Linked DNA regions of Mus musculus: regions 1 and 3 are each linked to region 2. A link is a loop called in an ENCODE intact Hi-C map of the cell type or tissue named here. Cell type or tissue: left cerebral cortex. All regions are shown on one strand. Links, peaks and the distances in the headings refer to the core of each region. The heading gives the core; the rest is flanking DNA. Region 1 holds the start of Ubald1 (UBA-like domain containing 1). Region 2 holds the start of Anks3 (ankyrin repeat and sterile alpha motif domain containing 3). Region 3 holds the start of Rogdi (rogdi homolog).

Evidence for each region. Peaks named below come from ENCODE experiments on the same cell type or tissue, not always from the same donor. Only the 100,000 strongest peaks of a DNase experiment are listed, where the experiment ranks them.
Region 1: a loop joins it to region 2, with 10 times the contacts of the local background. A loop is called at or near these places in 4 of 42 quality-filtered maps.
Region 3: a loop joins it to region 2, with 2.8 times the contacts of the local background. A loop is called at or near these places in 18 of 42 quality-filtered maps.

The regions. Positions count from the first base shown.
Region 1 is chr16:4,876,166-4,883,485 of GRCm38, forward strand. Ubald1 (UBA-like domain containing 1) reads right to left here and starts at 3,686. Exons shown (of 3, transcript NM_145359.2): 1 at 3,452-3,686; 2 at 197-256. The coding sequence starts at 3,571. In left cerebral cortex, for the core only: CTCF peaks have their summits at 1,475, 3,758 and 4,005; DNase peaks (open chromatin) are centred at 2,212, 2,578, 3,087, 3,741 and 3 more places; H3K4me3 peaks cover 3,524 bases; H3K27ac peaks cover 4,042 bases.
Region 2 is chr16:4,960,964-4,968,283 of GRCm38, forward strand. It overlaps Anks3 (ankyrin repeat and sterile alpha motif domain containing 3), which reads right to left and starts at 3,274. Exons shown (of 17, transcript NM_028301.4): 1 at 3,157-3,274. It also overlaps 4930451G09Rik. In left cerebral cortex, for the core only: no CTCF peak of the experiment used is centred there; DNase peaks (open chromatin) are centred at 3,421 and 5,338; H3K4me3 peaks cover 2,475 bases; H3K27ac peaks cover 1,733 bases.
Region 3 is chr16:5,010,324-5,017,643 of GRCm38, forward strand. It overlaps Rogdi (rogdi homolog), which reads right to left and starts at 3,230. Exons shown (of 11, transcript NM_133185.2): 1 at 3,140-3,230; 2 at 2,980-3,051; 3 at 2,104-2,186; 4 at 1,918-1,972; 5 at 1,289-1,369; 6 at 524-619; 7 at 144-242. The coding sequence starts at 3,184. Glyr1 (glyoxylate reductase 1 homolog (Arabidopsis)) reads right to left here. Exons shown (of 16, transcript NM_001079814.1): 16 at 3,579-5,279. The coding sequence ends at 5,205. In left cerebral cortex, for the core only: a CTCF peak has its summit at 3,163; DNase peaks (open chromatin) are centred at 2,447 and 3,340; H3K4me3 peaks cover 2,053 bases; H3K27ac peaks cover 1,926 bases.

The DNA of each region.
Region 1 (7,320 bases), core at 1,419-6,418, 85 kb before region 2:
GCCAGTGTTCGAGACAGTGTTCTCCAGGTTCTGCAGGGCCCAAGTTGCCCACACATTCCTACCTCACTTGAAGAACGCCTTCATTCCAGTGACCATCCTCCTCCACCTTCCTAGGTGTAGCCAGTAAGTTCAGCCTCCCCCTACTTGGACAGGGAGCCACCAGTACTGCCACTTTGGGTTTCCAGGGGACACTTACCATCTGGTGGTGGTGGCTGTAGGGGATGTTGGTCTCCTGGAAAAAGGTGCTGAGGGCTGTCTGCAGAGAGAAAGGCTGTGCTTACCCTCCAAGACCTGTCCAACCATCCCCGAGGGACAGGGTGAACTGAGGTCCAGCAGTGTGTCTGTGACCATCACACAAGGAGGTCTCATGGGACTCCCAGCAGTGAAGACGCTTACAATATCGCTTCCCACCAGTCAGGTAGCTGGGGTCTCATGAACCCTTGCCCCACACCCTAACATTGTCACTGTGGCTTTTCTGGACTCTACTGTGGCCTGGGTCTGTCACCTCAACTGGAGGGGTGTGTGTTGGGAGGAATCCCCACCCTTCTCTGAGTCTCTGTATCATATGTACTGGGGGACTCTCAAAGAGTGAGTCTCAGTGTAGAGGGTGGAGACTTCTTAGCATAACTTCCATCTCTGGAGGGATGTCCCTAACACGAACAGCTAGAGGGTGACCCAGAAACTGAAGACTGCTTCCATGACAGCTTTTGGGACAGCTCCTTAGCCACCTGTTGTTCTGAGCTACAGCCTCTTCAAGCAGAAATAGGGCAAAATAGGGGCATACCATCAAAGCTAGAATTGGTGTCCTCCATTTTACAGACAGGAAAACTGAGGATGAAGTGGCTTAAGACCCTGGGCTAGCACGAGGTGGGAATAGGAACAGAACCCTGAACTGGGACTCTAGGCTAACACTCAGGACTGGCCAAAAAGTGTGGTGAAAGAGGACTTGGTGTAGCTGGGCGTGGTGGCGCACACCTTTAATCCCAGCACTCAGGAGGCAGAGGCAAGTGGATTTCTGAGTTGGAGGCCAGCCTGGTCTACAAAGTGAGTTTCAGGACAGCCAGAGCTGTAGAGAAACCCTGTCTCGAAAAACCAAAAAAAAAAAAAAGAGGACTTGGTGTAAAAGCCTGTGTCACTGGGGAAGGGAGCCCCAGGGTGGCCTCAGGGAACCCAAAGGATAGCGTCTGTACTGACCGTATCCTGCCTTGGCCTGATTCAGGAAAAGAGGAAACTGGATGCTGTTGTGAAAGTGCTGGGTGAGCACGGTTATCAAGTGGGTGAGGGGTCCCCTGGAGCCTGCTAAGCTTCAGCCTAGGCAGTACCACTCCTCACTCCAACCCAGAACAGCAGGAGGCCAGGCCAGCCAGCAGGACTGGGAGCCCCTTGCCTCTGATTTCACACAGAAACCCAGGCTGAGACCAGGCTTGCTCTTTTATTTTTCCAGTATATTCCAATGAATTATTCTGGGAATGCCCTGCTGGTGGTGCCCAACACCAGTGTTCCCAAGCAGTGGAGTGGGGATGAATCTGGGGTCACTCAAGGCCTCCTAGCAGGGGCAGCTGCTCCTCTAGCCCAGGACCCCAACATGACACACCCGTACTGTCCTCCAAAGGGCAGTATAGAGAAGAATCTGGCCAACTACACAGAGGTGTGTGTGTGTGTGTGTCCCCCCCCCCTCCCCGCCTCTGCCCCCATTAGCACCTGAATCTGAGAATGTGACCCAGAAACACTGCCTGGAGTATGCTACCAACCAGGAGGGTGGGGGAGGGCTAACCATGAGGAACCCCTCACACCTAGGCAGATGCCTCAGGTCAAGGGGAGCTCACAGCTTATTCTTCACTTTGTACCCGGTGACAGGGAGACTCTGCAAGCCCAGAGCACAGAGAACTTACCCATGTCAGTCAGCCTGTTTCCAGGCTGCAGGAAGTCCCTGCTCCTCCTGAAGACAGTTTTCCCTAATCTTGGTAGCCATATATCTCAGTCCATCCCCCTCCAGCCTGCGCCACACTGAGAGAGGGGCCGAGTCTTCCACACGGCCCATTTCCCATGAGACACCTGCCTGCCTGCCCAGCCTGGGGCAAGGACCTGCAAGCAGAGCCACTGGGCTCCAGCAACTGCCATGAATGTGGTTTTACAAGTTTTACCACATCCAACCCAAGAGACAACAGGGCAGATTAAGACTGTTGCAGAGCTGAGCAGTAAGGCACTTCCCTGGGGTGGGGCTGCAGGGGGAGGGGACAGAAGGCAGAGCGTTCAGGCCTCAGAGGCTGACAAGCACTGCTACCTCCAGGGGTAAGCAAATCCAGGCTAAAGGAAGAAGCCTTCCCTCTCTTGCATAGGGACATTGGCCTGGAAGTCTAGCAGGGAGTAGATAAACAGATCGAAGGCTTGGTATCCAGAGCTGGAAGGGCTACAGTCTTCCCAGCCTGGGGAGGTTCTGATCCTGCACCAGGAAGTTAAGCCTTGGTCTCCACTTCCTGGCTTTTCCTACTGAAAATGGGATGGTTCCCACTGGGAAGCCAAGCTCTGGGGTCTCCAACTGGGCACAGAATACTAGACTGGCTCTGGTTGTGACTCACACATGTACCCACACAGCTACAAGCCAGAGAGTCTCATCTCGATACCCACAAGTGGTGAATGTGGGGTTTTGAGTTAGAGGAACAGAGGCATCTTAGTAACACAAAAGACTGGGCACATAATCCTACCGGTCAAGAGAAACCTGGGAGTAGATGAGAGCCAGACTGACCTTCCCATCTTCTGTCTAAAATGCCCTAAAATAAGTGAACCGTATACAGTACACCATCCCAAGATACAGGTTCCTTTGTCAGGCCCGAGGATACCCAGGTCTTCATAAGGATCCCGCCCCGGTGACACCTTTGGAGTGGGCTACACACATACAGACTCTCGTAATTTACTCTGAGGATCCAGCACACCACCCATACACTCCATGACGTATATGAACATACACCGCACCATACCCAGCACGATTACCATCAGCAAACCACCACCTATGTACACGCTGCACACACACACCAAACATGACACAAAGGTATCCTGTATCAGACACGCACTCGAGACGGGCTTTGAGTCCGCACACGCGCCCACATGCCCACAACCTTCGATGTGCCCTGCTGACGCCCAAGCGCGGTGCGTGCGTAAATACAAATCCACATGTACGTGTGCGCACTCCCGCAAACCGCCCACCCGGCACACCGACCCTGAGACCGCTCTCTCCAAGCGACTCCGCCTCCGGCACGGCCCTGGGCGTCTTCCAGGCGGCTGTCTCCTCCTCAGCCGTTACCGGGACCGGGGGGGGGGGGGTGTTGGGGGAGGGTATCCAGTCCTGATAGCGGGGTTTCCGGGGCTCTGGCCTGGCGGTCGGTGATGCCCGCAGCCGGCACCCCGGCACGTGTCCACACCGCCCGCGCCCGTCCCCGGTTCCCCTACGCACCTCGAACTGCCAGTGGGCCGCTTGTAGCAGTTGCTTCGCCTGATCGGCCGCACAGCCCGCCGTCAGCACGAACTGGTTGATCATGACCTGGTGTTTGAGCTCGTCCATGTTCACGGACATGGCGCCGCCGTGCAGCCCGCTCCGGCCTCCCTGCGCGCTAGCCTCACGCGTCCACCATTAGCGAGCCGGCCCCGGCTAATACAAATATTTACTGTGCGCTCTGACTCACCGCGCCTCGCTGCCCCGCGGCCGGCGAAGCATGCTGGGATGTGTAGTCCGCGACGCCCCCGCCGAACGGACCGGGAAGGAGCGTGGACGCCCTCTCCCGAGCGATCTCAGTGGGGCGCGCAGCCCGTGCCCCAGGCTGAGAGGCGAAGTTGCGAACCAGGGACCATTGCACAAGCTTGCCTTATCACTGGGCCCTGGAGGTCCTGTGTGCTGCTGTGCTTAGCATCACAATATTAATAGGCGCGCTCTTAGGGGACTCTCTGATAGCTTTGGTCCTACTCCACTGCCCTAGGCTGAAACACTCCTAAAATCCTGAGACTTAGAAAACGCTCGGTATCGCAGAGCATCTGCCTTTCAAGGCGCTGCTAGAAATCACCACCTCCTGGAAGCATTCCAGAGCTCGCAAGGCATCTTTGCCTAACTCTTGGCCAGTCGTGCAGGAAGAGCGTCTTAAAAAAAAAAAAAAAAAAAAAAAAAAAAAAAAAGACAGCCCCTGCTCCGGAGCCTTGGCGTCCCCTTTCTTTCAACTCCCACTTTCCCACGCAAAAGAAAAACTTCCAGCAGCCTGCTGGCAAAAGGACCGCGCGGAGCACGTACAGAAACGGCCACGACTGCCATTCCCACAATGCCCCGGTTTATTTGCATCTTTCTGTCCCAGTGACGTCACCTGAGTGAGGTCGCGACTGTACCAATGGGCCGTCACGGGGTGTTAGGACCTGGCCATATAAGGTAAACAAAGCTGGCCGCCCAATGAGGCGGCGGCGGGGGCGGGCGCATCACGTGGCGTGGGGGCGGGGTCGGGAGCTGGGTGCGTGATTTCGCAGGCGGTGTTTACAGCCCCGCACATGCCACTTCCGGCTGACGTCGCGGTTGGTAGAGTGGCCGGTCGGACGTGGAAGAGTCGCCCAGAAGCTGGGGGGAGGAGAGGGCTGGCGTTGTCTTCTCGGCTGAGAGACGTTGCCCGGGTTCTTTGCTCTCACTGGCCTCACCTTTGACCTGGCCCCCTGTAGAACCAGCCGGGAGGGGAGGCGTTAGGTCCGAAAGCTTCATTATAGCGACACTGCCCCGAGGAAGTAAGCGCAGGCCTCGGAAGCCAACTGCGGGCTCTTGAGACGTTTTGATACACCTGATCCTTTGTTCTCGCTAGGACCGCTGAGGCCGTAAAGGTGTGGGGCCCAGTTGATACCTAGGGAAATGGAGTTCTATCTTGCCCTTCACTCCTAGGGGCTCTCCGATCGGGTGGCTGGAGGAAGATGGGAAGGAGGTGGGACTGAAAGATCCTTAGATAGGAAGAAAAGGAGGAAGAAACGAGGACGGGGAGCTTGGAAGGCTCTGAGTTATAGCTGCGAGTTTAGTTTATGGGTAGCAGCGGGACTAGTGAGTGTCTCCCTTTCTTAGACGTTTTGCCCATCTGTCCACACGAAGTAAGATTTCAGCCTCTTTGCTGCCTTTTGGAGAAACACTCAGCAGTAGTCTTTGCATATCAACAGTACCCCAATTTTTTTGCTTTTGCTGAGAATATGCCTTTATTTCTAGGAAGCATCATGCATGTGCTTTTGTTTGTTTGTTTTCGAGACAGGGTTTCTCTGTGTAGCCCTGGCTGTCCTGGAACTCACTCTGAACTCAGAAATCCGCCTGCCTCTGCCTCCCAAGTGCTGGGATTAAAGGTGTGTGCCACCACGCCCAACTATGCATGTGCATTATTATAGGCAAAACCAGCACACATGGAGATCACAGTAAAAGGCCGCTCTGATTTCACTGTTGCCATGGAGACTGTAACAAAGTCTGAAGGAAGGTGGGTAGGTTGTAGCCAGACAGACCTGGATGGCATTTTTGACTGTTGTTTCTTCGAAGTTCCACTCTTGTGTGGGAACTCTCCTCACTGTGCAGTGTGGGATGGATGAGCATGACAGACCTAGCAAAAGGCCTGGTACTCTGTGTACAAGACTTGGCATGCATCTCTTCTCGAGTCCTGCGTTAGCTACTGTAGGGAGTGTCATTCCCATTTTTATAGTAAGCAAGCTGATGGTGGATTTCCTTATACTTGTGACATTTGGAGCTAAAGAAAAGACCAGGCACCCAGTGAGCCAGCTATATCTTTCAGGCAAAGGAAGCTGAGTATTGGGTCGGGGGATCTTTTGTTCATGGATGTAGGATCACAGACAGGCACACCCTTCTACCTTATCTAGTCACCTCAGTGGCTTGCTCAGCCCAGAGAGAGCTACTGCATGCAGGCCTTGCACTGGCAGAACAAAAAGCTGACAGAAGGGAAGGTCACCCTGCCAGGTGATGAGTTACTCCAGCTAGCTTGTTTTTCCCAGCCGTGGCAGGGAAAGAAAACAACGTTGTTTTCAGCCACTATTTGCTTGGCTGGAGGGTGGACTTTGGATTTTTTAGCAGTCTGGGATGTGCCCTGGGAACAGGGCCAGAAGAGAATGTGAGAGAGAATAGGGCATTTCCAGCCTTCCCTTACCTGAGGTTCAGGTATGATGAGAAATGTCCCCATTCACAGAGCTAGTCAATGGAGGTGTGTTGCTGCTGCTGCTGCTGCTGCTGGTCTGCAGGCACCCTCTCTTCTGTCAGTTGATCTCCGTTGCCTTACTCATCATCTGGCACATAGTAGCTGCACAATAAATATTTGTTGAATAAAATTAATCCATTCAAATGTTGATAGTGGACAAACACAGAAGGATATTGCTGGAGGGGTTTGGAACTCCTGAATTCAAACTCTTTAAGAACACTGTTTAGTGACACTTCTGCTTGGTAAAATACCTGCTGTGCCCAGGTTCTCCATTTTCTTGAGACAACCAGAGCCCTCAGGACTTTTCCCTCTGTATGATCAGGGAAGGCAGGAGACTGAATTCAGAGCACTTTTGCATGTGCGTGCGTGTGTTAAAACATTCATGTAGCATATATACCATGAAATATGCATAAGAGTGTTAGGATTTCACAGGGAGAACTTTTCTTTTTTGATTTTTAAAGACTATACCAGGTTCAGATATCTTTAGCTCATTGATCAAAGAGTTCAACATATTTAAGGTAGGAAAAGTTTTTCCCACCTCACAGTTACAGGGTACCGTCTGCTGTGGCAGAGTAGTCAAGGTGGTGGGAGCTGAAGCAGCTAGTCACATGGCATCCAAAATCAGGAAAATAGGATCAACGCTCCAACTTATTTTATATTTTGTTTTATATTTATTTACTGTGTGTTTATGTGGGTGTGTGAATGCTATGGTGTAAGGGTGGAGTCAATTGCCTTCTACCATCTGGTTCTAGGGATCAGATGCAGGTTCAGTGGCAAGCACCTTTACCTGGTGTGCTCTCAGTGGCCCAGGCATCCCTATTTTATGCTGTCCTGGGTCCCGTTTAAGGAATGCTGCCACTCAGCACAGTTAAGATGTGTCTTTCTACATCAATGAAGACAAGACAGTCCCCACAAGCATGCCTAAGAGAGCAGGACCTATTAGATTGACAATTAGCACTAGCTATCACACCATCTATCAACTGTGTGACTGGAGTAGGGGCACTTTACTTTTATGTCTCCTCTTGTATAAATTGGGGATGAAAATAGAAAATGGCCGGGCGTGGTGGCACACGCCTTTAATCCCAGCACTTGAGAGGCAGAGGCAGGTGGATTTCTGAGT
Region 2 (7,320 bases), core at 1,381-6,380:
TTGCTGCTACAGATGCACAGAAGCTGGGTGTAGTGGCATACCTCTGTAATCCCAGCACTGGGAAAGTGGAAGAGAGGCAGGAAGATCATGAATTTAAGGTCAGCCTGGATGACATAACAAGTTTAGGCCAGCATACCTACACAGAGATCCTCTCTCAATAAAAGCAAGGGTGAGGCCCAGAAAGATGGCTCAGGGGTTAGGAGTTTGTATTGCTCTTACAGAGGACCCAAGTTCAGTTCCTTGCACCTATGTTCAGTGGCTTACAACTTCCTATAACTACAGCGCCAGAGGACCCAACACTCCCTCCAGTTTGAAGATCTGCATTCATGTGTGAACATACGACCCACTCCGCCCCCAGATACATGCATACATATCATTTTAAGTCTTCTAAAACAAACCAGGGCAGGAGAGATGGCTTAGCAGTTAAGAGAGTGTACAACTCTTACAGAGGACCCGAGTTCAATTTCCAGCATCCATATGACACAACTCACAGCTGCCGCCAGGGGATTCAATACACTCACATGCACATGTCCATACAGAAACACACATATACATAATTTAAAAAAAAATGTTAGGGGCTGGAGAGATGGCTCAGCGGTTAAGAGCACCAAGTGCTCTTCCGAAGGTCCTGAGTTCAAATCCCAGCAACCACATGGTGGCTCACAACCATCCATAATGAGATCTGATGCCCTCTTCTGGGGCATCTTCTGAACACAGCTAAAATGTACTTACATATAATAAATAAATCTTTGAAAAAAAAAGTTAAGGTTAAAAAAAAAACCATAAAGACCAGGAATGCAGTGCATTTGCATCTCCACAAATCACATGGAAGGCTATATATAGTGATGCCTGACTTAATTATGGCACTTGGGGAGATGGAGACAGGATTGTGAGTTCGAGACCAACCTGGTCTAGAGAGAGTTCCAGGACTACAAGAGTGAAACCCTCTCTCAGAAAGGAAAACAACAAGGTAAAACAACAACAAAACAGCTGGGAACATAGAATTTGTCTCAAAAAAGAAAGGGGGGGAGGGGAAGAGGAGAGAAAGGACGAGTAGGACAGGGGAAAAGAAAACCCTAGCAGACTGCAGAATGCAATCCTGATGTTACTTGAGCAGGAATCCAGCTATGCAACCCTTTTATGTATAACAGATGAACACAGGATGACAGGTGTATGGTTAGGAGTCCTTTCTTCTGGGTAATCCTACTCAAACCAAAGCCTAGCCATTTATCTTCTAACAGATTCTTAAGTCTGGGAGCAATAGGAAGCTAGTACAGGACAGGAAGAGTTCTGAGAGAGGTCAGGTGCCCCTCTGCATAAGGCCTTCAGCCACGAGTCCGAGCCCTACCAAGGCAAAGTCTGTGGGGGTCGGAGGTGAAGGGAGAAGAGATAACGGCAGTTTACAGTGAGTAGAGCCTCAGTTTCACTTTCTGCTCTTACCTGTGCAATGGCCACTGTTTTGTTTTGAGACAAGGTCCCACTGTGTAGCCCTGGATGACTTAGAACTCAATGTGTAGGCCAGACTAAACTTGATGGCACAGATACACTTGTCTTTGCTGAGATTAAAGGCCTGTGCCACATACGTAGATAAATGGTCACTGGTACTAAGCATTGGTGGGGGCCACCTCAGTGATCCCAAGCCACTTTAAGTGGCTGAGTCCTTCCGGGACAATATCGCAGTGCTCTGGCAAGGTTATTACGCTGAGGTTGGAACTGACCCTAACCTGACCCAACAGAGTCAAGAGTAGAACAGCAGGGTGGGAAGACCCGGGCTTTGGCACTGAACCCACCTGGGTCCCATCTCGGGGTCAAGACCACCACAGGAGTGGCCTCAAGGATACAGAGCACCACAATATCCATACTCAAGAGTTCTGGTGAACCCAGAAGGAAGCCCGAAGGAAGTATGACCCAGAAGGTACTAATTCCCTCGAGGCCCTTAAACACTCTAGCATTATCCTGTGTTGGTGAAAGCTGGGCCTGGCAGCACAACTTCCAGACGAGGCAGAAGAGTCAAATCCCAAGCCTGCCTGGGCAACTTAGTGAGACTAAAATATTTTAAAAGTAGAAAGATGGGCTGGAGAGATGGCTCAGCAGTCAAGAGCACTGACTGCTCTTCTGAAGGTCCTGAGTTCAAATCCCAGCAACCACATGGCTCACAATCACCAGACAACTACAGTGTACTTAGATTAAAACAAATATGTTTTTAAAAAGTAGAAAGATTGTTGAGGATCTATCTCAGTGATAAGCACTATATATACACAACTTGCAAGGACATAAGTTTACTTTTAAAAGTTATAAAAAGGACAACATACAACAGTTTGCCAGTCTCACGATGAGTGATGTGTGTGGGCTGGTAAGGTGAAAACAAGGCCTGTATCCTGGAAACACCAGCTTCTCCTGCTGCAAGGCCTGCGCTCAAGTAGCACCTAACCTAGTCTGAACCAACAGAATGGACACGTGCTTCCCCAAACTGGAAACCATAGGCGGATTAGCAGAACCCTGGAAGAACTCACACCTGCAACTCCAGCTCTTGGGGGGCTGAGACAATAGGACCGCCTTTGAGTTCAAGGACAACCTGGGTAACATTAGATGCTTACACTAAAAACATCCAACCCGCCAGCGTAGTGGCACCGGCCTTTAATCTCAGCATCTGGGAGGTAGATCTCAGTGAGTCTGTGGCCAGCCTGGTCTACACAGTGAGACACGCCCACAATCTCAAAAAACCAACACCCCCAAAAAATCGATTCAAGTAAAATAAAAGTTTCTATGTCTTCTGCACCTCTCTCTCTCAGAATTTCAGTTGCAGCCCTGATAAGTTATTCTTAAAATTCTTAAATCTTAGTTTTAAAAAAAATTCTATTCTGGAGGCAACTGTCATTCCTCCAAGAGATCCATGAAGGCCTCGAGGGAGCCCCTGCAGCCCAAATGTACGACGCAGTTCCGACCCTAGCGGTCCCGGCGACTATGCACGACCGCAGGCTCCCGTGTGGCTCAGCAGTCTGGCCGACACCTCGCGTGACCCCTTAGTTTAGCACCACGGCGGCGGGCCCGTGTCCCCAAACCCTGCGACAGGCAAACGCCAGGGCTGCCCACCCGAGCAGACTCAGGGCGCCTTGGGCCCCACCTCTCAGAGGGCCCTGCCGCGGCCCGGCCTACCTTGCAAGGCCTCAGGTTCCCGGGCCACCCTCCAGCGACAGCGGCTCGCCCCTCACCGGCCGACAGCCCTGCGCCCGGCCCACCCCGGAAGTAATCCTCGCACGGCGCAGAGCATCCCGGGAAGGTGACGGACGTTCTGTTATTGACACGCCACAGCAGCCCATGAGATGGCAGATACCGGCCCATTCGCTCGGGAGCCAATCCTGAGGCAGAGAGGCAGGCGGCGAGTCGCCAGGCCGCCGTGGGTGGCCGTACTCAGCACGGGGACAAGGCAAGTGGGCGGGCGGAGCGGCTGAGGCAAGTGGGAGACCGCGGAAACCCACGCGACGATGGGTGGGTCCTGGCTGCGGGTGGCAGGGAATGAGACCCTCCCCTCGGCTCTAGCACGGACTGCCTCGTCCCGCTGCCTTCCAGTTCCCTTGACAACGACGCCTGGCGCGGGGCGGGGCGAGGCGGGGCCAACTGGCTTTGAGGAGAAACACTGAGCCGCTCGGTCTTCTGAGCTCCTCCATGCTCTTTCCTCTGCGGGTCAAGCCTTCCTTCAACCCTCCCCGCCTTGCACACCTAAAGGACGATCAGTCCTGGGCGGCCCCCTTCACTTCGGTGATTCTGTGTCCTACCGCCAAAGCCCCTGGTAGGAAACATCTTTTGGTGCGTATACCAAAAGCGTCTCCACCTGTGGTTCCCAATTCAGGACAGCCAAGCACCCGTCCTTGCTCAAATGCCCTAAGACCCCACTCACTCCTCTGACGCAGCTCTGGTTTGGCACCGTTAGCTGATCTGCTTGGTCCGCTTGCTAGGCCTTCACCCACAATCCTAAAGTCCCTCTGCCCCTGAGGACTGAACGTGTTTTCTTTAGGGTGAGATATAAAAGGTGGAGCTGAGCCAGCGACTGGATTATAGAGACTCATTTGAGTGATGACTAAAAAAAAAAATCTCTTGAATAATGGATCTTAAACCTCTAATTCTAAAGATTATTTTTAATTATATTAATGAATTAGTTTGTATTTTAATTATGTGTATGGGTGTGAAGGTGGGTATGTGTACTCCAGTGCAGATACGAGTGGACGCCAGAGACGGGCTCTCCCTGAGGTTAAAGTTGCAAGTAGTTGTGGTTTTGGAAACTGAATTGTGATCCTCTATGAGAGCAGTAGAGGACACCACCATCTTGTGCACTCATGACTGCACATACCCACACATACAGTCCTGCTACCAAGTGACATAAGTTTGCAGAACCAGAAGGAAATGGGTAGAAACTAGAATTTTTGCGGGTGCATTTTCATCTACAGCTGATCAAGGCTTTGGGAAGGCTACCAATGCTAGTTTCTCCTTGAACACCCAGACACTGCCACCTCACCTTGTGTGCTCCACAGGACTCCTTGATGATGACAGACGGTGTCCTTTGAGTCCTGGCCCCCATGACATCCAAAGACAAAGCAGTGATGTCCTTGCCAGTTTCTCCCTGGGATGCCATCCTTGAGGCTGCCAAAAACCAGCTTCCATCTCTGGATTCAGACTCGTCCCTGGTGAGCAAGAGCTTTCTCCTGGATATTAACTGCCAGCCTGGGCAAGGACAGCTTCGGGCACTCCTCTACAGACCCCACTTTGGTCTATGGACTTTATTTTCACTCATCAGTGTCTGGGATTACTTCTGGGTATCCACTTCTTCCAGGCTTCTCTCTGGGTTTGCCAGAACTCTTGAGTGTGGATATTAGTGCTCTGTATCTCCAAGGCCACTCCTCCTGTGGTCCTAACTCCCAGGTGGACTCGGTACCAAAGCCCTGGACTTCCCACCCTGCTGTTGGACTGCTCTCAACTCTGTTGGGTCCGGTCGGGTCCAGCTCCAAGCTCTGAGAGTGATAACCTTGCCAAGGCCACATGGTATGGTCTGGGAGGGATTCTGCCACTTGAGGTGAGCCGGGGGGTCACTGACAGTATCAGTGGCCATTTATACATGTGAGAGGGATCCATTGTGATCCACTGGTCAGACGCTCAGCACATAGGTTGGCACAGGACATTTCAAGTGAAGAGCAAGGATTCTAGAAGCAAGGTGACTAGTTTGTGCCTCTTCACTACCGTTGTTCAGTGCTGGCTTTAATGCAGTGTCCATTGTATGCATTAATGCAGCATCTGTTGTGTGCATTAACACAGCACATCCATTGTCTAATTAATGCAGCATCCGTTGTGTGCAAGGCTTGCATATGGCCTGTGAAAAACGAAGCCCACATCTCACCAACAGGAGGTATGCTGCCAAGCCTGTTTTCAAATTGGCAGCAGAAAGCAGCACAGAACAAGGCCCTTTGTCGAGAACTGATCTTTCCAGACCTGCTCCTGGGCAGGATGTGCAAAGTATGACTGCCTTTTCCTCTAAAGTGCCCTGGTCTCTCTGCAGTCTGACTGTGAGGAAGAAGAGCTCTTCATCTTTCAGCGGAACGAGCCCGTCCTGATTCCAGACCTGACTGAGGAGCTGGCTGAAGACCCTGTTGGTGTCGATGAGTCAGGGACCTGGGTTACTGCAGGGAGGAGTCCTTCACCTGAGGTCTGTAGGACACTGGCCTTGGGAACTCTGGAGGGGAGGGGAGGGAGGTCGTCCCAAGTCTCATAAGGATTCCACGAGCAGTGGAATGGTTAAACCACTGGTTTTGCCTCTCTTCCTCCCACAAGGACAGCCTGGCCATCGGGTATGTAGCACATGAGCACGCCCTCCCTCAGAACTAGGAGCACATTTGATTTTCTCTCTGATTTCCCACCCTGATCTGTGTTGTTTTCTACCAAGACATTTTATATTGTCTGGCCATTGTCAGAGCTGCATGTCTCAAGTGTCTCTCCATAACCTAGCTAATTCATAGCTGAACTTATGTTCAGCTACTAAGTGATCCAGCAAGGAAAAGAAGGGGTTTGTTCCACAAATACCTGCACAGTGGTGCTTAATGCTACCCTAGTAGGAGATCAGGGAGAATTGGGAAACAAACAGGAAAGGCCACAACACAAGCTCTAGGCGCCTAGTTGCAGGAACTACCAATACCATAGCTATAATCATCTCTCTGCCCCACATCCCTGGGAGAGACCAAGACCTCTATGTAAACTCAAGCAATCATCCAGAGCTGGTGGAACAGGCATGTAATATGAGCTACTTGGAAACTGAGGCAGGAGCATCAGAAGTTAAAGGCAGGGGCTGGACAGGATGATTCAATAATTAAGAGAGCTTGCTGCTCTTGCAGAAGACCCAGGTTTGGTTTCCAGAACTACATGGTAGCTTACAACCACTTTTCACTCCAATTCTAACAGATCAGGCCCCCATCTTTTGGCCTCTGTAGGCTCCAGCACACACATGGTACACATAAACACACGTACATATATATGTACAATTACGACTAATACTGGAGGTGGTGCTACATGCTTTAATCACAGCACTCAGAAGACAAAGGCAGACAGATCTCTGAATTTAAGGACAGCGAGGGCTAGCTGAAACAGAGAAACCCTGTCTCAGAAAAGCTGGTAGGTAGGTAGGTAGGTAGGTAGGTAGGTAGGTAGGTAGGTAGATAGATATTCACATCAGTGGCTTGATGATGAGAATGGTTGCTATCTACTGATCCCACCTGAGGCATTTTATCCTTGGCAACCCCATCCTGTCAGACCTATTAACACTTGTTGACGTTGCTGTGGTGAAACATACTTCCCAATGAAAACACTGTAGAATCCAAAACCCATTTTAAAGGCTAAGCTGGGCTCCAGGACCCACTCAGCTCTGGGTAACCTGTCTCTGCTCAGTTAATCTTAACATCATTGAAGCAAGCTGGATCTGTGAGGGCTGAAGAGGCTCTCCGGACCCGTCTCCACCATCTCCATTGCCTGAAGGCCAGCCCTCAGAGGAGCAAGTGTAGACAACACCCCTTACACTCCGCAGGAGGATCTGGGAGGCCAGCTGGGGCTCTGGCCACTTTAGGTCACTTTTTTGGTTTGTTTGGTTTGGTTTTTAGAGATAGAGTTTCTCTGTTCTGAATGTTCTACTCATTCTGTAGACCAGGCTGGCCTTGAACTCTGAGATCCACCTGCCTCTCTGCTTCCCAAGTGCTGGGATTAAAGGCATGAGCCTCCACCACCCAGCAACACGATTTTTATGAGATGTTTTCTTCCTTTCTGTAAGGATTTCCACCTCCTCTG
Region 3 (7,320 bases), core at 896-5,895, 49 kb after region 2:
GTGTTAACATATTGGGGGACAGGATACAGGCCAAGAACCCAACCCAGAAGCCTGCAGAAAACCACCCAGGCACAGAAATCCCCCTGGCTGGACCTCTCAGTAGAGACTTCTTTCTTGGGGTAGGGGCTGTCTGAGGTACTGACCGTGAGGCCGCTGGCAGCAATCTCCGGCAGGGTGAGGGTGGCTGGGGTAGTGAGCCGGCTTCTGGCTCTAGTCAGTTGCAGCATAACAGCATCCATGAGCTGGGGAGGGGCAGGTGGCCACTGCTACTTTGGTGGCAGCAGCTGGGCTCCCCTGTGTCCCAGCCCAAGCCCCTAGCATCGGCAAGCAACATCTGTAGATTCTGTTGTTGCCAGGTGACCATGGTTCCCATGGTTCCCAGGCCTAATCTACAAGCTTAGCAGATGCTGTAATTCAGGTCATAAGCTAACACATGTGGCCAGATCCCTGAGTCATGGCTGGGAAGGAGCAGCTTCCAAAGAAGCCTGGGACAGGATGCAAGGCGCCGACACGGGAAGAGTACCTTGAGGACCTCCGCTCCTGTCTTGAACTGGTAGCTCTCATCCCGGTTTGCTAGGAGATAAATAGCTTGGCTCACATGGTTCCTGGCATCCTGGATCTGGAAACAGCCCCCCACGCCCCACCCACAGAAACAAAGTCTGTCAGTTTCAGGGAAGCCACATTTCTGGGTCTTGAGCCTGATCCCAGAACATGGGGCCCACTTGAGAGGCTAAGCTCCCAGGAGAAGGTGGTGCCATCTGTGGTCTTGACCACCTCCAAAGCTGGAGTATTTGAACCTGGATGGCCAGGACAATCATGGCAGCCAAGGCATGCTGGCTCTTGCCCCTGTGTAAGTCACTGCTCAAAAGATAAGCCCTAGTACACCCATAAGGTAAGTGTACGAGGCTCAAGGGCAGAAACAAGCGTGCCCAGGTGCCCAGGGAGAGCAAGGAGGGGGACCTGTAAACCAGCTTCAGATCAGGGTGTGTGTGCGTGTGCCCATGTGTGTCACATGGCCTGTGGGTAGGCAGAAAGCTTGTGGTTGATTCACAGTACATGGGAAGCCCCTGTTAAGTGACATTCAAAGGGACCTTCAGCTGTCCTAACATGGCCAGAGTCGCAAAACTAGGGCTGGTTTCACATCCCTAATGTGGAGCAGACTCTGCCCCCCCCTACCCCCAATTCTGCTATATTTGCTGTGGTCGCAAAGTCCCCACTGCAAGACTTGTCCAGGGAGGCCTTGGCTCGGGCCTGCCTTGGGCCGCCCAGGCTGAGTGCTGGACCTCACCTGCTGCAGCTTCCACTGCTTGTCTTCCCGGAAGGCCAAGTGCAACAACTGGTTGTTCCGAGGCATCTTCAGGTTCACATCCTGTGAGCCAGCAATGCAGTGGGGGGATGGCTGAGGCCCTAGGCGCCTCAGCCAGCCAGGAGGGAGATAAAGAGGAATGTCAAGAAATAGGAACTCAGACCCAGGAAGAACCACAAAGTGGTGGTGGTGGTGGTGGTGGGGGGGGGGGCGAGAGAAGCTGAGAAAGGGGAAGAGCTGGACAGGAGGTAGTGGTGTAGTCTGAACCGTGGGGACGGGCTGTCCCCCAGGGCCTTTGAGGCCTTAGATCAGAGGGTGGTGGCTCATTCAACTTTGATGCGGGGCCAGCCTGCCTAGGCTTCCAAAGTTTGTATTTCACAGGGTCCAGATGCCAGGCTGAACTAAGTGTAATGCCATCAGGTTCTTGTCCTTCCCCTCCTGGGATCTAAAGCCTATCTCATGAGGTAGTGTGAGGGTTGCCTGTGACATTACAGACATACAAGGAAACAGGTCAGAGACAACAAGGGTCAGAGCCAGGGTCACAGAGCTAGCTGGTGGCAGAGCTAAGCCATCACCATCCTTGTCACCAGCTGGACTGTTGGGGGACTCACCGCTTGGCTGAGGGCATCCCCTTGCAGAGTCAGAGTCCCTTTCACCTGGTCTGTGCTGTAACACACACGAGTCAGAGGAGCGCCTGCTACTGCTCCCTCCCCTTGCAGGCTGCCCCACCGTACCCTGGGCATTTCCTCCCCCCAGGTGTACACCCCTTCCAAAGGCTCCTGCCCAACCCAGCTCACCCACAGCTGCCCAGGATGAAGTTCTCCTGCTTGGCAGGGCCCTCGGTGCTGGGGCCTGGGAGAGTGAAGCGGAGAGAGGCCTCCTGTGGAAGACAGCGCAGTCCCAACACCTCACCTCAGTCTGGCCAGTGTTCCATTCCAAGGCCTGGATACTTTGCCAGGTTAGCAGGGGAAGGGACGAGGAGGGCAGGCCTGACCTGGCCCCTCTGCCTCTGCCCTACTAAACCTCCAAGATTTTATGAGCTCAGACCCGTTCATTCCAGTCCTGAGTATATCATGAGCAGCCAGGTGGAACACAGAACAGAGAGGCACAGTGCCTAGAAAGCTGGAGTGCTGTGATATGTGTGGGGAGCAGAGTCCCCGAATCAGACAATCAGTAGTCACAGTAACAGGCTTTGCTAGGTTACTGTCCTAGGCATTCTGTGAGATAGTTTATTTATCTTCACAAACAGACGTGTGAGCCTGGTTAGGGTAAGGGAACAGGCTCAGAAATCCGGGTAACTTGGCTGAGATCACTTCAGAGCTCGGATTATCAGTGTTGTTTTGAGACTGTTTTGTTTGAGACAGTGTTTCACAATGGAGCCTAAGGCTGGCTTCTAACTCATGAACCTCTAGCCTCACTCTTCCGAGTGCTGAAATCACAAGCTTTCACCACTACCCTGCTTGCTCACAGATAAATGTCAGTTTCGAAGATAGTTCACACTCAAGACCTGGTGCCCACTGCTTGTGTAATTACATGCCAGCATGTCTGCGTCTGAACTGTACTCTCAGAAGTGGGTATCTGCACGGGTCACGCTCAGCATCTGCTGTGTGCGATTGGCAGGACCCGGTGGATAGGAAGGATGGCAGGCCGGGCGGGACCAGCGGGAGCGTTACCTTGAGGATGTCCTGCAGCTGTCTCAGCACGGCGTGCACCTCAGCGTGCAGTAACCAGCGAAACTCCTCCTCCTGCGGACAGCGCGGCGTCAAACCCATCCCATCCCCGCCGCCGGTCGGCTGGCCGCCCGCCGCCCCCTGCCCGCCGAGCGCGTCCCACCAGTACTGCCCGCTCCGCGGCGCTCGCAGCCATCGCGGTCGCCATCCTCCTAGCCGCGCACCGTCTCTGAGGTCTGTAGTCAGGAGCTTGGCGCGCAACGCCCGCCCCTTTTTCGCCTCCTCCCGTGACCGATTGGCAAATAGGGCACAAGCTCCGCCCTCAAGCCGGCTACGCCTCAAGCGACTGGCTGTAGCTTCTAGTCCTGGCTGGTGAGTGGCTAGACGGATAGGCCACGCCTCGCCTTCTATCCGCCCGCCTCAATCCCTGTTTTTCAGCAGGGACCCGGGCTTTGGCCACCACTGATTGGTCGGCGGGGCCGTCCATCAAGTTATTCCAGTATTGTCCGGCTAGATGGAGCCCGCCCAGGGTTCCACCGGGAAAGAATCAGGTGAGTTGGCTCCTACCTAGGTCCCCCTAGCATTTGGGTACAATGATACAGTTATGGTACCAAGAAATGTTTTATTTTTTTTTCTTGCAGTAGCTTTGTTAATTGCACAAAATCATGTTTTGTTTTTTTGCCATTTAAACATTATCACACAATCCTATTCTGAAAGACAAATGTTCATTAAAAACAAAGTGAAAATAAAAATTCACAACCGTAATCACCTAGATCTGTCATTTCAAGGAAAAGCGGGAGTAGGGGCTTTCTTACAAGCATTTCCACAGTGTCACATTTTCTCCATAAAAGGAAAGGGTTTCAAAATGAAAGGTGAAATAGCTTAAACAGAAATAGTCATAAAAAGGAACTTTACAGAATTGTCAACAATATTAAGACAACATTGACTAACCGGTTTTCTTACAGCATCTTCCCCACCCCCAGCCCCCAGGACCAAGACAGGCTGTGTCCAGACAGAAACTGTTCAGCATCCCAGTGAATGGACAATTGCACTGAACTCCACAAGCATCCCCTGCCCCGTGCCCATGTCCTGAGATCCTTATCCCAGATGGAAAAGTTAAATCGTGGCTTTGAAAATCCAAACTCATGAGGAGGAAGGCTTCCTCGGGTGATTCCTCTCGTGTGACATTCTAAGCCTCTCTGGTCCCCTCTTCAAGGAGAAATGCTTCAAGTCCCAAAAAACCCAGAACTTGGAACCACTGGCAGAAGTAAGGTTCCTCATCAAAAGCCCAGCCTAGGAAATGCTCATCTAGGAAATGCTTATTATTGGTGTTGATCAGGCTGGGGCTGGGTCAAAAGAGGATGGGACAGAAATATCTCCATGGAAGGAAAAGGGGAAGAGGGACATGCAGGGGACCTGTGTAGAGCAGGCTGAACAGGTAGCCCAGCTCAAGAGCCTGGCGTAATGGAAACAGGAAGGAGCCGCCCATACACTTCACTGCTCCCAAGGCCCTTACGGCCCCTTCCCTTGGGCTGGAATGCAAATCCAAATGAAACCTCCTGGGAGGAACAGGCTCAGGACAGAAGACTGTAGACTCTGCTCCCCCTGAAGAGGGGTCTATGTGGCTATGCTGGTCTCTCTTCAGTTCACAGAGACACTCTGGGAGCTGCGGTGTAATGGTAGTGTCTACAGGAAAATCCTCCTCAGCTGGTGATCCACAGAGCCTCCTCAGGGAATCTGTTGGTTCATGATGGCTGAGGGGCCTCTCCTTTCAGGGGCCCAGTGGGGGCCAGTCTCTGTCCTGGGGAAGTTGAAAGCTTCCAGTGCTCCCTGTCAATTCTAGTCCCTCCAGTCTCTTGACCAGAAGGGGGCTAAGCTTGCAAGAACAGCCAGGCAGCAGTTTCTGGGTAGCTTCTATCCTGGGTGTGTGTGTGACAGAGACAGAGAACACAGAGGAACAGAGAGAATCCACAACCTCCTGCTCCAGGGTCAATCAAGGCCCAGCTCAAGAGCTTCTTCACAGCCACCAGGAGAGATAGATCCTCTTATCCCTGGCCAGGGCCTCAGGGAGACAGGGTGCTGCTGTGTACTGTGCTGATGCAAGTTTCAAAGTCTGTATAAAAGGAAATGGAGACAGGTGACTGGTCCAGAGCTAGTCCCAGAACCCTGACCCCACACTGGGAGGGGAGGTCAGAGGGAAGATGGGAGGGTAGATGGGCAGGCAAGGCTTAGTGTATGTAGGCTCGGTACACGGCAGACATATCATTGTCAGACTGGTCCAGTGCCTTGGCTCTTTTGTATACCTGAAAAAAAAAAATAAAAGAGGTAGAGGTTGGTCTCTAGCTACAGAGCTACTATGTGGTAGAGCCCTGATTCCTGGAGCCATTTCCAGATGGTTCTAGCCTGTTGCTTAGCAGGCAGGACCTAGAGCTTGAGATATGTGGGTATGAATACTGGCTTGATGTGGAGCAGATGGCCTAGCCTGTGGGCTTCTGCCACAGCCCCACCTGAAGAAGGAACAGTCACAACCCTCATGGCTCTATTTATACGCAGACATGTGAAGTGCTCAGTGCTGTTAGGAGTCAAGGTGACAGCCCTCAATGCAGTCTTCCGAGGATGTTGTATTATACTCAGGATCACTGTGCCCTTTCTTAAAAAATGGCTGACACCTCCCAACCAACCTTTCCAAAGGCTCCTTTGTGCTCATCAACACAGCAGCTGTGCCCATTGATATACCAGCTATCTCTGTTTTATTACCTTAGAGCCTACATACATTATTTTATTACTTTTGTTTTATTCAGTTATAAAATTTATTTTATTATTTCATGTGTCTGTTTGCCTGCATGTATGTCTGTGCACTATGTGGGTGCCTGGTGCTCTCAGAGGGGTTTGGATCTCCTGGAACTAGAGTTACAGATGTATATGATCTGCCATATGGGTGCTGGAATTTGAACCCCGGCCCTCTGGAAAAGCAGCTGGTTCTCTTAAGTCCTGATCCATCAGCCCCAGGGTTTGGGTTTTATTGTTGAGACAGGGCTTTCCTTACAGCCTACAAGGATCTCATGTTTGTTTGTTCTTCCTTTTATCTTCCCACTATGTAGCCCCAGCTCTCCTGGAATTCACTATATTACATTTGGCTTATTTATTACTATTGTTTTAAAGACAGGGTCTCACTCTGTAGCGCTGGCTGGCTCATTATGTAGACTAGGCTTGCCTCTAACTCACCGGTCAGACTGCACCTGCCTCCTGAGGTTTGGGATTAATGGTGCCATTGATTGTTATGTGTGCGGGTGTTCTGCCAGTGTCTGTGCACACTTTTAACTGCTGAGATTTTCTGCCAGCTCAGCCTCCCCAAACTGTATTTATTATACTCTTTACAGTCTTTACTTGTTTAAAAGCGTCAAGCTTATTTTGTGTTTCCATTAAAATGTAAGTGATGTGAATGAAGATCGGAGGCGCTGCTTGTATCCCAGCATGTTCCAGAACCCAGAGCAGGGTCTAGCAATAGAAGCCATCCAAGACTCTGGGGACTGCATGAAAGCTTGAAAAGAATCAAAGCCATCGTGTGAAAGGCAACAGGGCACCCAGTTTTGCTGAGGTGATGCGCAGCTGAGCAGTCTAAGCAGGGCCACTGTAAAGGAGAACACGCACATTTCTGTCATATCTGTTAATGCTCAAGGAAGGCTGAGCAGCTTTCTAGACTGAACACCAAGAACACCATCACAGGCAGGAACCGATGACCCATCTCTCCAGTCCTAAAAAGTGATTTTAAAAGAGAAGAAATTAAGTGGAAATTAAAATTCTAGCTACTGGGCTGGAGAGATGGCTCAGTGGTTAAGAGCACTGACAACTCTTCCAGAGGTCCTGAGTTCAACTCCCAGCAACCACATGGTGGCTCATAACCATCTGTAATGGGATCCAATGCTCTCTTCTAGTCTGTCTGAAGACAGCTACAGTGTACTCATATATATATAAAATAGTAAAAATAAATCTTAAAAAAAAAAGTTCCAGCTACTTAGGAGACTGATGGGAGAGACATATGTGAGTGCAGGCATGAAGAAGGTGCCAGGACAAGAAAGACTCCTTTTCCAAAAGAAACTTTTCTAATGTGCCCATGTGGTATAACATATTATGGTATGTGAAATGATGTGACTGGAGCAAGCACTGTAATTGGTAAGTAGATACTGAAGATGGATAAAAATGCAAGCCCCATCCATAGGCTGTGTAAACATGACACAACAGGCAGGTAATGCTGGAATACTAGCAGCACTATGGAGATTAAGGCAGGAGGGTTGTGGACTTGAGGACAGTCTGGGCTACCTAATGAGATCCGAGACAGGTGAG